2 separate regions of the Homo sapiens genome follow, and region 1 is linked to region 2. A link is a loop called in an ENCODE intact Hi-C map of the cell type or tissue named here. Cell type or tissue: IMR-90. All regions are shown on one strand. Links, peaks and the distances in the headings refer to the core of each region. The heading gives the core; the rest is flanking DNA. Region 1 has its middle 91 kb from the start of PLSCR4. Region 2 overlaps PLSCR1 (phospholipid scramblase 1).

Evidence for each region. Hi-C counts contacts between places; a loop is a spot of excess contacts. Peaks named below come from ENCODE experiments on the same cell type or tissue, not always from the same donor. Only the 100,000 strongest peaks of a DNase experiment are listed, where the experiment ranks them.
Region 1: it touches region 2 in a loop (2.1-fold over the local background); 1 of 110 quality-filtered maps calls a loop at or near these places.

Annotation. Positions count from the first base shown.
Region 1 is chr3:146,337,845-146,346,192 of GRCh38, forward strand. It overlaps the pseudogene PLSCR4P1. Among named protein-coding and RNA genes, the nearest start is that of PLSCR4, 91 kb to the left of the region's middle. In IMR-90, for the core only: no CTCF peak of the experiment used is centred there; no DNase peak of the experiment used is centred there; H3K4me3 peaks cover 365 bases.
Region 2 is chr3:146,516,580-146,524,927 of GRCh38, forward strand. It overlaps PLSCR1 (phospholipid scramblase 1), which reads right to left. Exons shown (of 9, transcript NM_021105.3): 6 at 5,254-5,474; 7 at 4,965-5,126; 8 at 427-588. Among named protein-coding and RNA genes, the nearest start is that of PLSCR1, 24 kb to the right of the region's middle. RefSeq lists enhancers at 5,558-6,075, 6,076-6,594. In IMR-90, for the core only: no CTCF peak of the experiment used is centred there; a DNase peak (open chromatin) is centred at 4,952; H3K27ac peaks cover 183 bases.

The DNA of each region.
Region 1 (8,348 bases), core at 178-8,177, 180 kb before region 2:
AAGAAAGAAAGAAAGAAAGAAAGAAAGAAAGAAAGAAAGAAAGAAAGAAAGAAAGAAAGAAAGAAAGAAGAAATTGAGACAGATACGGCTGTGTGAATGCCTGGGTCAAACTGGTCACATTTTCGGTGCAAGCCCTTGACAAGAGTAACTGCTATGCGGGGGCTGCAGACGACCTCGGGCACAGGTGGTTCTGTTTCCCTTAGGATGGAATACCAAGTTTTGACGGTCTGCTCTTTGTATAGTAGTCCATCCTAGCCATATTAACTTCCAGAAATGGGGCCAGCACATGTTTTCTTTTTAGATTTTTCTTAGAGTTAACTTTAAAGGAATGTGTTGCATGTTGGCTCCATACCACGACAAGGATGCATTGGGAAATAAGACTTGTAAGAGTCTGTCATTGTTCTTTTCCACATTGTGGAGGCCGGATCCCAGAGCAATCCCCTCATTCTCTACAGGGAATATAAACCACTCCTTTTACCTCTCTAGGCAGGGGGAAGAATTCAATAAGCCCATGGGAGAACTCTCGTCTTGTACCCACATCCTAAACATCACTGTTGAGTCAAGCAATGGCAATTACTCAGCTGTCCATATACCTCGGGCTGATGTCTGGTGGTACTGTGGGAAAAGGAACCTCCATAACCATCCAATTGGACTGGGACTTGTGCGTTAGTCCAGTTGGATATTCACTTCACCCTGGCATTCCATAAGATACTTGAAAATACACATGGCCACCCAAACTGGAGAGATTTAACAAATTCTTTTGATCTCAATACACATGTTGACTCGATAGGAGTCCCTAGGGCGGTGCCTAATGAATTTAAGTCCCAAAACCAAATAGTTGCTGGGTTTGAGTCACCACTGTTCTGGTGGTCAGCTATTAATAAGAATGTGGATTGGATTAACTACATGTATTATAATCAACAGAATCATCAATTATACTTGGGACACTCTCAAAAGGGGTAGCTAGCCAGTTAGATGCCACCAGCCAAATGGCCTGGGAAAATAGGCTTGCACTAAACATAATACTAGCAGATAAAGGAGACATATGTGTTATGCTGGGTGGGAAATGTACTTTCATTCCCAACAATACTAGGGACCAATTGTCCCTAGATGGGACCATCACAAAAGCTTTACAAGGAATGACAACTCTAGCCAACAAACTCGCAGAAAATGCTGGAATTGGTGACCCATTTATGGGTTGGCCAGAAAGTCGATTTGGAAAATGGAAAGCATGGTGCTTCAATCCTTACATCTCTCATAATTGTGGCAGGAATCTTAACAGAAGTGGGATGATGTATTATCCCTGTGTAAGGGGACTAGCACAGAGATTACTTGAAACACCTATTAATAAGCAAATGCCCATGACTTACCAGCAAAATAACTTTCTACTATTAGAAACTAAATTAAACTCACTCTCCTATGAAGAAGAAAGTAAATGGCTTCTAGAGTGATTCTAGGACCAGGAGGATTTAGATGAAAATGAGACCAGAGGAAGTAAATAGAAAAGCAGAGAGAATTTGAGAGAAAATATTTTAAATGGTCCATTTTCAAGGCATGATAAATCTAGCACTGGCAGCCAGCCTGCGGACGTAAAAAAGTGCATGGCTTCTGCTATTAGAAAGTCATGATAAATGAACAGAATGTTGAGGCGGGGTCAGCCCATAAAAGGGAAGAAAGTTTCGTTATTGGGAAATCACAACTTAAGCAGGGAAGGGGACTGGGGTATAACCTTATAAGGGGGATAATAAAACTTTGGTGACATCTGGGAAGATTATAACCCCATAGTAATTGACCAGTGAGGAACTGGGGGAGGGACTTGCATGCTAGGAGATAAATTAGTTGCTGTAGTTGCCCCGGATGTGCCTGCCTACCACTCGATCTTGCAAGACCGTTATTAAAACTCTTACTTTTGCTATTCTTTGTGCTTCTGAGTCCATTCTTCGGGTTTGGATGGGTGAGCGTGTTTCTCACAATAATCAAGTCTTGTCCTCATCATTTAGGGGTTCATATTTGAAATACATACAGACTTGAAAAACAAAAACCTAAAAATATAAATAAAAATAATCTTCAGTTGGTAACACTGCTGGGGCACCAGCAGAAGCAAAAGCAAACCTCTCTGAAGAGAGCACACTCTCAGACAAGACCTGCTTGGAGCCTCATGAGCTTCCAGCAATAATCCCAAACTTGAAAACACATGAATTTTCCTGAATATGATTTCCTCTATATAATTTCTGTATATAATTGTATACAAATCTTGTATACAGAAATCTCCTGTTTATAATTTCTTATGTACAATTTTTCTGTATTTTCATTCCCCTGTATGTCTGTGTTAATATATATTTTTAAATTTTTTTATTTTTTTGAGATGGAATTTCACTCTTGTTGCCCAGGCTGGAGTGCAATGGCACATTCTTGGCTCACTGCACTTTCTGCCTCCCCGGTTCAAGCAGTTCTCCTGCCTCAGTCTCCCAAGTAGCTGGGATTACAAGCATGCACCACCATGCCCAGCTAATTTTTGTATTTTTAGTAGAGATGGGGTTTCATCATGTTGGTCAGGCTGGTCTCAAACTCCTGACCTCAGGTGATCCACCCGCCTTGGCCTCCTAAAGTGCTAGGATTACAGGCATGAGCCACCATGTCCGGCCATCTGTGTTAATATTAATACATAGAGAAACCAAATATCACACAGAGATAAAAGAGTAACATGGCATAATGGTTTAGGGTGTAGCATCTAGGGCTGGCTTCAAACAGAAATATAGATAGCTTTATAAATAGATAGATAACTGAGTGGTCCTCATGCAAAATACCTCATCTAGTCTTCTCACCTCTACAATGGGAATTATCACAGTAATACATCTCATAGGCTTGCTACGAGAATTAAATGAGTTAATATACAAAAAGTAGTCAGAACCAGAACCACGCCGGCAATGTAGGAAGTAATAAAAAGGGACAGTTGTTCTTATAATTATCAGCATCACCATTATCATTACTATTATATATAACTGGTCATATTATCTCACCTATCTCATAATTAGGTAGATTTTTCTTCATACATGCCCAGATACATATCCATCTGGCAAGGAATTAAATCTTCAGGTAAACCAAGCTAGACACATCTCAAAATTACATGATTTCACATTACTGGCTTTTTTGCTAAGAAGCAGCAAAACTAAGATCTATGGTAAAATTTAATGTGCAAACATTAAGCTAACTAATTACAGTATATGTTTTGAGAAATTTACTGTTTACTCTTTGTTCTTATATGTAGGTTTTCAAAGTAAATTATTTACTTTATAAATATGTTTATGTTGCTGTACACATAGTTTGATTCCTCAGAATTCAGAACATGTCATTTGAATATATATTCTAACATATATACATGATTGAGTGAAGTGAATACGGCTTTTACCTCAGAAATGGTGCATCATGCTTATCCCAGCCCTAGAACATTTCCTACCCCTCACTTAGACATCAGTTGACTCTGACCACCAGCCCACTCATGGCAACTAGGAAAACAGGGTTAGGACATCAGCTTGCCTCACCAGGTTATCTGTGTTGTGGTGGTGGATGCAGAAATCTGAACGGCTGCTGAAATTACACAGAACTAAATATACACAGTCAAACATGAATACAAGTAAAACTGAAGAAATAAGAATAAAATCTGAATAATATTTGAGATAAATGTTCTATAAATTGGGTAAGTTTGTAATTTTGATTATCTTTTCTGCATCATAGCTTTTTTAATTTGGAAGGCTGCACTAAAAGGATTTGAGAAGACAATGCAAGTCATGAATATGAAGAAAAATTCCTAGTATAGTTAAAAGAATGAAGGATACAGGTGAAGATTCATCTCAAATATAAGGCTGTTATGATTAAAACATAATGATAGGGGAGTAAGATATCTAAGAACAACAACTAACGTTCTTTGAGTACTAGACTATCTGCCAGGTGCTGTCCTAAGCATGTAACATTAATTTACTACTTAAATCTCAAAAACTCCTATGTGATATGTACTATATCATCTCTATTTTACAATGGAGGAAATCAAAGAAAAGAGGATATTGTAATACATTGAGATTAGTAAATACTGGTACTTAATATGTCTTTTAATATCCCAGTAAACCTATGGGGTATTGTTATGCATATTTTATGTACCAGAAGATTGAAGCCCAAATCGGTTAAGTAAATTGTACAAATTTAAGTAGGTGTCATATCTAGAATTTAAACTCTGGTTGGCTGCTCCAAAACCGCTTTTCTTTTTACTATGGTAAAAGATGTTCCTAGAATGATGCAGGTTATATAAGAGTAACCAGCTTGTAATGCAGCACATCTCCATTGAAATTCTGGCACAGTCAAGTGTAATACCTTCTCAGGCACTTAATCGTTTTCAGCCACTCTTTCTTTCTCTGTAGAAAGGTGTGGGTTGTGGGGCCAGGCACGGTGGCTCACACCTGTAATCCCAGCACTTTGGGAGGCCAAGGCGGGTGGATCACAAAGTCAGGAGTTCGAGACCAGCCTGACCAATATGATGAAACCCTGTCTCTACTAAAAATACAAAAATAAGCCAGGTGTGGTGACGTGTGCCTGTAGTCCCAGCTACTCGGGAGACTGAGGCAGGAGAATCGCTTGAACCCGGGAGGCGGAGGTTGCAGTGAGCTGAGATCGTGCCACTGCACTCCAGCCTGGGTGACAGAGTAAGACTCTGTCTCAAAAGAAACAAAAAACAAAAAACAGAAAGGTGTGGGTTGTGATGAGTAGTATAAAGGTATCTGAAGTCCCTTCCAATTCTAAAAGCATATGTTTATGTTTAGCATTACCTTACCTGGTAATATGTAGGTATATTTAGATAAATGTATGTGACTATTCTATGTGAAAGGTAAATTTCTAATTGCATAGATGCAACTGACGGAATCATGATTATTGACTAAACAAGCTTAATTGTGCTTGACCCACCGATTAGCACTAAAGAGCAATAACCCACATGAAAAAGGTCTCTGTGATTTTCCTTAGGTGAGATAATTTGGTTTCCTGCCTCTCCACTACCTTCTCCCATTCTGACTGGATGAGCCAGGGAAAATCCCTTTTGTATGGAAGGAGCAAACTGCTGTGAAAAGTTGAATCAGAAGGAAACTGTGGATTGGACATTCATTGTTTGACCTCTTGCCTGGCAGAGGGGCAACAGCAGGTACATCTGAAAGGTCTCTGTATGGTCATGACTTTTCAGCCCATGCATTCAGTGATCTGGAGGATGAAGGGCCTTAATGTCCAATACACATTCCTGGTAAAGATATGTGTGTCTTCAGTTATGATGAAAACCATCTGGTCTGAGTTGTTTTTAACATCATTTCTATTATTAGTTTCAAAATGTGTCATCACTAGAAAATAAAATGAGAAAGTCATCTTTAAATTATTAGCTGTTAAGTCTGCCCTCAAGAGGTCATCATCAATCATTTCACAGGGTGTAAGGCCAAATAGCCTTTTAAAAATTTCATTTGAAACATAAACAACTGATGGGAACACCAAACTATTTCATCACCTTATAAGTATTAATATGCTTTAGAATTTAAAGTGTCTATTTTAAATTCAGTGCAAGATGATTTAAGAGTTTTCCATGTAAAAGATAAAAGTCATCTTGTATAAGGATGATTATGTCTTATATATTAACTGCATTCAGAGACTTTAATTATAAAATATTTTAATTATTTTATACATTAGAGCATAAATTATCCAGCTCAGTAAGATGATCAGGGTCACTACTAATTGCAAATAGCTCAGTAAGATGATCAGGGTCACTACTAATTGCAAATAGAAAAAGTAACCAAGAGGAGTTGAAGACCTTATGTTGCTAAATGAATGTGTAAAGCTGCTGCTTTAAGAATCAGCCACACTCTATTGATGAACAGATGTTAGGCTTCATGTTTACTGTGCTCATTTCTTCCTGCCTCTAAAACAAAGGCACCGCACTACACTTTAGCAAATCTAAATTCTGCTTGACCCTCACTAAGTCATTTCATTCCTCTGCTCTTTCTTTTCCGCATCTGTGAAAGTTAAATGATGGGTGGATAGAAGGTGTAAGTGTAAGGGGGCATTGACCAGATAATATATAAGATCCTTTTTAATCTAAGAGCTAATGATTATATAATTTGTAAATAAATCAAATTACACAAAATAATTCTCTTTTAATTTCTGGAGAACAGTGTTTTCTGTTTGAACCACTGAAAAAATGATTGCTGTAAAAAAAGTAACTGCCTGTTTAATAATGTCAATTTCCACCTGATTCAAATACTGCTGAACACTACTAAATTATATATACTTTCCAGGAGCTCCAAATGCTGAAAAACATGCATGTTGTCCAACTATTGAGAGAGACAGAAATAAGAGAATTAAGTTAGCATTAAGAAAGAAATTGATGATAGATATATCACAATGAATCAACTGAGTTCCAAAACAGTTTTTGAGTATGAATGAAATTAATTTAAAAATATGTGTTATCACCTGAAATTAGCCTATTTTCACCTGGTCATATAGACATTAAAAGGACTGTTCAAATAGGAAAAATAATTTTCTCCAGTTCCACTGTATAAGACTGTTTTATCTAAAATATCTGAAAAACATTAACTTGCTAAAGCAACAACATCTAGAAGTAGCTGTGTATACCTAGATTGTTTCTTGCTCAGTTACTACTCACTGGTCTCTCTGACATATCACCTGCCATTTGGATTTGATCAGGAAGTTCAGGATGGTTTTACATGGACCACCTATACAGAATGCAATTTTTTTCAATGGCTTAGGGAGAGTAAGTTAGCCAAGGTGAATCTCAAAGTGTGACCAATTTTAAATTATTTCATGGGTACCTCTGAGAGAATAATGTATTGACTTCCATTCACTTGAGTTAAAAGTGGCAGTTTTCCCTAGGTGCATGGATTAATAAGGAGAGGGTCGAAGATGGCAGAAGCATGTGAATGAAACTGGCACAAAGGAGAGAACACATTCTGTGGTAGGATTACATGAAAAATGAGTTTGGGAAAAACATTAGGTAAACTTTTAATCTTGGTTTTACTTAGGAATCACTCACAAGATGAAAGTCTGATGGGCAGTCTGATCACACTTTTGTGGAGTAGCTGTGCCCTGCGGGGGTACCGCTTCCATCCTCAGGTGGTTTGGACTCTTGTAAGCCTACAGACTGGAACAGCGTTGTCTAAACAGCAAAGATGGTTGGCCATCCCTCCCTTCAGGTGCTCCATCCAAGGCAGAAATCAAAACTGTCTGGTGGAGAATGTGGGTGGGGGTAGCTGGAGGCCCCAGTTGGAAAGTCCCACCCAGAGATAAGGAGCAGATCATGAACTCACTTAAAGAAGAAGTCTGACAGCATTTTGGTAGAGCAGCTGTGCATTGCTGGGGGCTCCCTTCTGCCTCAGACAGTTTATACTCTCCTAAGCCCACTTCCTGGAACAGCTGAGTTGTCCAAACTGCTTCTCCCCTTGGGCACTCCATCCAAGGGAGAAATTAAAACTCTGTCTGCCAGAGAATATGGGTAGGGCTTGCTGGAGGCCCCTGTTGGGAAGCATTGCCCTGAGATGAGGAATAGATCAGGGTCCCACTTGAAGCAGTCTGGCTATATTTTGGTAGAGCAGCTATGCTGTGCTAGGAGAGGTCCCTTCCATCCCTGGTTGGTTTGGTTTGGAGTCTCCTAAACCCCCAGGCTGGAATGGCTGAGTTGTCCAAACAGCAAAGATGGCAGCCTGCCCCTCTTTCTGGGAACACTGTCTCATCCCAAGTAGGTGCAACACTGTTTCTGGGGGCTGGCTGGAATTCCAAGTCAGTGGGATTTGTCCTGCGAGGCACTGTGGAAGTGGGGCCCATAGGCCTGCACTGCTTGGCTTCCTGAATTCAGCTATTTTTCCCTAGGGGTGTGTAGGAACATCCAACTTCCCTCCTTGACTGAGTTGCAGTCACCTTTGCCAGGTTTCCTGGAGCCAGAATATGTAGAGCTCCTGGAATTCTGCGTGTGCCTGAGCAGCTGCTCTGCTAAGACTTCACACAGCCATGTGTGTCAGACCAAAGGCCCTGGTGGAGTGGGTTCAGGAAGAGACCTCCTGACCCAAGGGTTGCAAAGATCCATGGGAGAAGCATGGTTTCCCAAGGTCACATATCCACTCCCTGGGGTGGAGAGAGGTTCCCTTGGCTTCGTGTTGCTTCTGGGCAGGCTGTCACTCTTCCCTGCTTTTCTCCATTCTCCATGGCTCCAGCTGTTTCCCTGATCAGTCTCAATGCAAATGCATGCCTGGATATTTCAGTTGAAGGTGTTGTATTTACTCGCCCCTTTCATTCCTGTCTGTGAGAGCCAC
Region 2 (8,348 bases), core at 313-8,312:
TTGAGTGAATGTACACTCTTATTGTACTTCATACTCCTATATTAGATGGTTTAATTTAATTACTATGAGTCATGGTAAAGTTTCCTTGTTTCACTAAATTTTTTCCACATATGCCTACTTTCAACTTCTTCCTCAAAGCATCTAGGAGATGCCTGATTTAAGGGGAGACTAAAATCTCTCCTTAGTACATCTCCTTAGTCCCCCTCTTGCCATGTGAATATTCATAGACTCTTCAGGTAGAAACTAGTCACCTGTGACCCCAGAGTGTCAGGATCAAATAGAATTTCAGAGCTAGGATTAAATGGGAATCCTGATTTAAAATCTATAAATTTTAAAATGTCATTTTGAAATATACACTTTACTGAATCATTTCAGAATGAACCTAGAGAAAGCATCTATAATCAAGATTAATAAGAACAGACTTACAATGAGGAAACAGGCACCAATCATTACAGCTTTCATTTTAACATCAAGGTCTAAAGGGAACTGGATTCCAAAGTTATCAGCGTCTGTAAATGCCTCTCTCAAAATTCCAGTCCAGTGCTTGGAAATTTTGCCAACCACACACTGTTCATCAAGAGATTTAATCTAAATTGAAAAAAAAAAGTATTAAATACTTTTAGGAAACTTATAGCAAAAGTACTTTCAAATTTGAAGTAAGATGAAACAAATATGGTATTAAAATTATGCACCATATGTAACCCTCATTAGATAACTGGAGGCTCCTGTATCTATTTATAGATATATGAAAAAAACTGTTTCATTGTACGGAGAAATTATATTTCAGAAAGTTTTCCTGAAATATTTAACAATTTCTATTTTATATTAATATAGACATTAATAAATTATTTGAATTGACCCAAAAGAAAATTTAAGCAAAAAAGGATATAAATATGAAATGTTTCTTTGATGACATTTCTAGAAGCCATCAGGAAGTTAATGAACAAAACTCCTATTAGACTTCTGCTTTAGGAGAAGCACAGTTTACACAGACTGAAAGATTAAATATGATGAAAAGGCTTATTACTACCCACTGTGAGTTGCCAAACATGAAATGCTAAGCACCTAGAAAAGATTAGCAGTTTGGAGTAAAGGCAAATACCAATAAGTAACTTGATGAAATGCCCCACGCCAAGGGTTGAGGTTGAGAGTGGATAACTAGTGGGGTGTGAATAAAAGATGAAGAGTGTATGAACAAATGAGCTCCGAAGTAGAAGTTTCCTAATTTTACAATTCTGCCTGAGGAAAGCCCAGGGCCATCATATAGGGTTGAATGGACTTTGCTCAGACTAAGGCAACTCCTCTAGGAGGGCAGGTGGGGACTGAATGTAGCTGAAATTCACAAAACTATGTACACATATAGTTGTATTAACAGAGGAGTGTCCTTTTCAGCTAAATAAATGTGGGGAATCTAAAAATACTTGACTCATTTTATTTGAGTACAAGTGGATAGTTTGTAAAATACTAGAAATAAACATCTAATATGAAGCTGATAGCATAATACTGTTCATCAAATATTCATTTCATTCCCTCTCCTTCTGTAGGGCCAGTATACTTCCTGTTCCTTCATAATTAGGCTTGGCCATGTTACTTGTTTGAACAACGGGTGTTAGCAGATATGACATGAGTAGTGTCCTTAAACTTGGCTAAGTGCTTTGGCCTGGCTTATGATCTTCAGTGACAAGCCACTAGAAAAGCATGACTCAGGTAGCTGCTGCTGCTACAGCCATAGAACAAATCTACCTGGAGCAGATTGAGGTTAACATGCGCCTAAGTCAGTGCTTAAATACATCCACTGAAACACAGTTGACCTACACACCCATAAGCATGAGTATAAACACTTATTGCAAGCTGCTGAGTTTTAGGGATTATGTGTAATGAAATACTACTGTGGTGAAATAAACTAATACAAATCCTTTCTTGTACATGTTAGTATTTTTCTGCTAATAGCTGTCATTGAAGCATTTGAAGCTAGTAATGAAAACTCTTATGTTTTATTTTTTAATTCTGAAATTTAAAAAAATGAAAAATGCAGCTGACAACTTACTAGCCACCGTAAACTCAACACTATACAGATAAAGATATTAACATTTGCCCTTTTTGATTACTACAGCAAGAAATTTAACAAAGTAGAGAATACATTTTTTATGGCAAGGATAAGAAATGCAAATAATGATCTTCAACCAATAAATTAGCAGGACTAGATAATTTTTAGCTAAATTGTAGACATTTTGGAATAGAAAATCACTATAATAAAATGTCAACATTTGGAAATAATAAATTGGTATTGTATAATGTTAAACTTTCAAATCCATGAGTGCAATACTAATTGGTAAAAGCATTCTAAAAAGAAAACCATAGATTCATCTCACAATGCAAATATAAATGCAAAATACTGAAATATAATGACAGCATATAGGATCTAGGTATGTAGCAAAGAAATATAAAAAGTGTATCATGAGTATATTAATAGTTGCTGGTAAGCTATTTTATTTACTTACTAATGATTTATTTATTTACTGTTATTACACCCAATTTTCATGTAAAAAAACTAAAGCAAAGAGAAGTGAAAGAATTTGTTAAAGTCACATAGATAAGTGTTGTGAAGATGGGTTTCAAACCTGGGCATCTGGCTCCAGTGTCTATACTCTTGACCATTAGGATTGTCTGCTTTTTAAAAACATATTTATTGAATACTAATGAAAATCTAGTTGAGAGGGCAGGAAAAAAAATCTGTGGGCTATAGTTGACCATATAAAATTTATCACTACTCAGGATCAGTTTCTATATTTTGAGATTCCTGAAACACAACAGTGGCAGGAATTCAGATTTCAAGCTCATAGACAGAGCTGACTTGGTATGTCAGTTTCATGTGGCCATATTTTTTCCCCCTACCAAGAGTCCTTGAAGGAGACAGACTCTCTTATCACCTATATTGGATAAAAGGTCTACTAGGCTCTCTCTTACTCACCATTAAGATAACCTTCTTAGAGATTCAATTACTGTCTGTTTGCTGAAAACTCTCCATTCTTTTCCTATACATAACTAAAATCCAACATGACCTTAATTCAAGTCATTAACTTCCCATATATATTTTATATAATCAACTACAGCTCATTGATTATATTTTGCTGATCCCTGACCTAGATGTGTATTAGTATTTGATACCTTACTTTTTAAAAAGCAGACTATCATAATGGTCAAGAGGACACAAATCAAGTGTTTTTCCTCCAAGATTCTTAACTTGGCCAATGTAATATCAGAATAATAACACATCAAGTTTATCTCCAAAATTTTTTTCATCCTCAATTGATATCAAATCCATGAATTAGTTCCACATAGTACACCTATGAAATGCCTCTTGAGTTATTCTCTGTTTTAGAATGACTCCTGCCCCTGCTGTGGAACAGGCTTTTATCTCTTTTATTACTTCAAGTTTCCATGCCCAGTGACACCCTGGTGGATTTCATGTTCCTTAGTGGTCCCTCATACTGATAATTTCTGCTTTGAGGTGTCAAAGTTTCCATTGTCAACTCTATGGAAAATTCTTCAAGTGACTATTTCTCAATTCTTTCCATGAGAGTACCTTGATATCATCATTCTAGATAAATAGAAGAAAAGTTAATTTATTACATGGAATGGATGCTTTAAGGTATCCATCAAGAAAGACTGCCAGATGAAACATAAATTTTTTAGTATCAAATACAAGGATTACACAATGTTTTTCCAGTGTTTTCATTTATTTACTAAAAATAAAATATATGCCAGCCAAACTTCTGTTAATATTGTTCCTTGAATGAGAAATTACTTTTCACTTCTCTGGATGTAGGACAGAGATTCCATCCCTTACATGAAGAACTGCTATTATGCATACCCTTACATAAAATTTTTATACATGCATATTATGCACACATATACATACACACATTATATAATCCCCTTATAAGAGCCTTTTTAAAGTTTCTATATCACATCCTCCTTAGAACTGCAAATCTCTGTCATTAGATTATGAAGTCAATGGGGGAAAGGATTCATCTTTATATAGCTAAAGTCTGACGGAGGAATAAAATACCATGTGATTAAAGAAGGCAGGCAGATCACATAAATGAATGACACTGGATATTGAAAAACCTCAGTAAGGGGTGGAGACAGTGGTAGAGTTCCCATGTCATTATTACAAGGGGCAGCCCCACACATCTTTAGTAGATTTTTACCCTTTTGTTGGAAAGGTGGGCCCAGTTAACCCAATTTTCTGATTTTCCAAGAGAAACAAGAAATCAAGATTAAGTTATAAAACCTTCTGATTTTTAAACATTTGCAATGAAAAAATTTGGATTGTAAAAGTAGACCATCTGTTGTTGAAGAGCTACTCTAATGAAATTCTACAATGTATTACAGTAAATATACAAATATTAATATGTTGCAGCTTCTAGTGACCTAATTTAATATAGGGAAAAGGAGAGACCACAGAGAAGCATAACTGGGTAGTACATATTATACTAATTTTCTCAAAACTATCTTTGCATAATTGGGCTTCTTGTAGGAATTCAAAGATGTCAGACATTCTGAACATGGCCTTGAGCATTGGCAGATGATATTTCAGATTTAAGAAGGATCCATATGCTTTGGCAATCAGACTTAGATGGCAAGGTTAACGTTCTGTTTAAAATGGATAATATACAGTGTCATCACATAGAAACCACCACGTTTAAGTGAGGGATGATTTGCTTATTTTTATTTGACTACATAGGTCTGCTTCTTTTTTTTCCATTTCTCATGACCAACAGTGACCTTTAATCAGAGTGATAACTACCACTCTGCCCAAAGTTAAATAAATGAGAAAATCATCTTGCTATTGAGACATTGGCACACAACACTTATTTAATGCATTTATAATGTCCTGCAAAATTACATTCTTCTTATATTAGGAAAGCAAATCTTATAAACATTATGACATCTCTTACCTCAAAATCAACATCTCCACAACAGCTGCACACAACACATGGACCACTTATTTTTAGTACATCCTCTCTTTTCTCATTTTGAATTGTAAACTTTGGTAGACATGGGTGCCAAGTCTGAATAACATAACCTATTGGTACACCAGGAGGAGCTTGGATTTCTATCTACAAAGGCAAAATAATATATGTAAATGTAATAATCATAATGCCTAGGTTCGATGAAAGGTTCAATGACAGGGCAGAAATTCTTGCTGAACTATTTTACAAAGTGCCCTGGTAATTGATCACAGACCTCCTGAAGGCAGCAGGGACAACAACAGCTGCTACATCTTAGTGGTCTCTCCAGAGTTATGACTTCTTGACCCATATTATCAATAATCCTCAAGGTAAAAGGTCTAGATGGCCCACAGCAATTTCGGGTACAGCAATCAGTATCTTCCGCTGCAAAGTAAACCCTCTGTCCAAAGCTGTTCTTAATTTCATATTTGTTATTAGTTTCAAAACCTGTTAAAACTAAAAACATAAAAGACGAAATCATAATCACCTCTATGTTAAAAATATTGAATTTATCCAGATATTATAATATCTAGCTATGCCAGTTTTTGATGATACCCCAAGTGGCATAAGGAGGAGAAGAAATGATGTTTAGAGATGATCCAGACAGAGAAAAATGGCAAAAAAAAGGAGAGATTACCAATGTATAGAGAAATTAAGTCCTTATGCCGTGGGGAAAAGAGAGATCAGATTGTTACCATGTCTGTGTAGAAAGAAGTAGACATAAGAGACTCCATTTTGTTCTGTACTAAGAAAAATTTTTCTGCCTTGAGATGCTGTTAATCTGTAACCCTACCCCCCACCCTGTGCTCCCTGAAACATGTGCTGTGTCAATTTAGGGTTAAATGGATTAAGGGCTGTGCAGGATGTGCTTTGTTAAACAAATGCTTGAAGGCAGCATGCTTGTTAAGAGTCATCACCACTCCCTAATCTCAAGTACCCAGGGACACAAAACACTGTGGAAGGCCACAGGGACCTCTGCCTAGGAAAGCCAGGTATTGTCCAAGGTTTCTCCCCATGTGATAGTCTGAAATATGGCCTCCTGGGAAGGGAAAGACCTGACCGTCCACCAGTCCGACACCCGTAAAGGGTCTGCACTGAGGGGGATTAGTAAAAGAGGAAGGAACGCGTCTTTGCAGTTGAGATAAGAGGAAGGTATCTGTCTCCTGCTCGTCCCTGGGCAATGGAACGTCTAGGTGTAAAGCCCAATTGTATATTCCATCTACTGAGATAGGGGAAAACTGCCTTAGGGCTGGAGGTGGGACGTGCTGGCAGCAATACTGCTCTTTAAGGCATTGAGATGTTTATGTATATGCACATCAAAAGCACAGCACCTTTTTCTTTACCTTTTTATGATGCAGAGACATTTGTTCACGTGTTTACATGCTGACCTTCTCCCCACTATTATCCTATTGTCCTGCCACATCCCCCTCTCCGGGAAACGCCCGATAATGATCAATAAATACTAAGGGAACTCAGAGGCCGGTGCTGGCGCGGGTCCTCCGTATGCTGAATGCCAGTCCCCTGGGCCCATTTTTCTTTCTCTATACTTTGTCTCTGTGTCTTTTCTTTTCCAAGTCTCTCGTTCCGCCTAACAAGAAACACCCACAAGTGTGGAGGGGCAACCCATCCCTTCATTATGTGAGACACTGGAAACAAGTTATATTTTCCTAATTCCATAAATGTCTGTCAGAAGAGAGACTTTTCTGCTGAGAGTTGGGGCAATGCTGTGGGTGGGCACGGTGGTGCTAGGTGTATAGATAAAATGTCCACTAATGCAGGATAGTTTATGTGTAATGTGGAGGGGAATATAAGAGGATTGCTGTTTATGTGCTATGAAATTTTATATTAAATCAATTGGTTTGAGACTGTCTTATAAACCTTACTTATGTCTTATTTTTTTGCAATGCTTTTGAAAGAAGGCAATGTACACGCATAAAAACCGAGGGAGTAAAAATGAAAGATGAATTAGAATGTCACATTGGACCCAGGGCATCCTTATTCAACTCAACAGTAGTTGTTCAGAAGTGGGAGGTGGGTATTAGACAAACGTGTTCGGCAACCAAGGCTTCAACTCACAGAATATCTAGACCGTGGGAATCCTAAGTGAACTCTGCACCTTTGCTGGGCTAATCTATCTTCATGAGGGAAACAGATGGCTGCAAAATGCTGACACTCACATACTTTGTATCAAGGGCTTTCCATATCTAACCATACATTGGAAACCTCTCCATATTTAAAGCCAGAAAGGAGCAATAACTGTCCCATTTGTACATAGTCCTCAGTAACTGGGGTCATAGATGTCAGAAGCCTGGCTAAAATAATGAGTGATTAAAATAAATATATGGAGGAAAAGTCACTCTATAATGCCTATGTGGAAAGACTCTGAGTCGGATAAAGACGGCCTTCACAAGTCTTACCACCATGAACTCCTTTAAGTGTCCTTGGTGGGACACAGACAGACCCTGTACTCTGCATTTATAGGAACAACGTCTGATTTCAACATCTGAAATAGTCAAATGTTTGATGAGAAAAAAGTTAAGCTGATTTTGAGAGGACATTCATTATCTAATTAATTGTTACATTAAGTAGCTTAATCTCAAAAATCTCCAGCTTATTTGTAAAACAACATTGGTTTACATAACCTTTAAGTTTCTTTTCATTTACTTTAAAAATGTAAACAAATTGTTTATATTTTTATTGTCTTCTGTGTTTTGAATTGAGAAAAAAAAGTAAGTGCCTAGTTTATGCTCAGATTCTAAAAACCTGAGTAATCTTCATCTTTTTTATACCACTCATGAAAAAATAACATAGACTTTCAATTTTGGAGAAAAAGAAACAAAAAAAAAACTGGAGACATTTCTTTTTTGAAAAATAAGCATAATTAAAAACTGTTAGATTTGGAACTTTCTATTTCATAATTAACACATATTTAACAAATATTTATAAAGCCTATAAATCTACAAAAAAAGATAAATAGTGTGCTGTGTAATGTTTGGTTATATGTCTGTTTGGATTTTATAGCCTTACTAATATATACTATAAAACATTAAAAAATTCAGAATACAAAGCTGTCTTCCAGAGAAAGCTTTGTTTAGATACACTAAAAAAAAAATCAAGTAACTTATAAATAATAATGTGCTTTACAAATAACTTCAATGTAATAGATGACAATTGTATATTTTAGCCAAATCCATTATTCTGCTTATACAATTCATCTTCTAATTTTTACCAGTGGAAAGAAACTTTGGAGACAGGTGAAAATGAATTTAGCAGACATATTCCTAAAAACTGGAGAGTTTTATTTTTTATTAAACCTTTTTTATCTAGAAG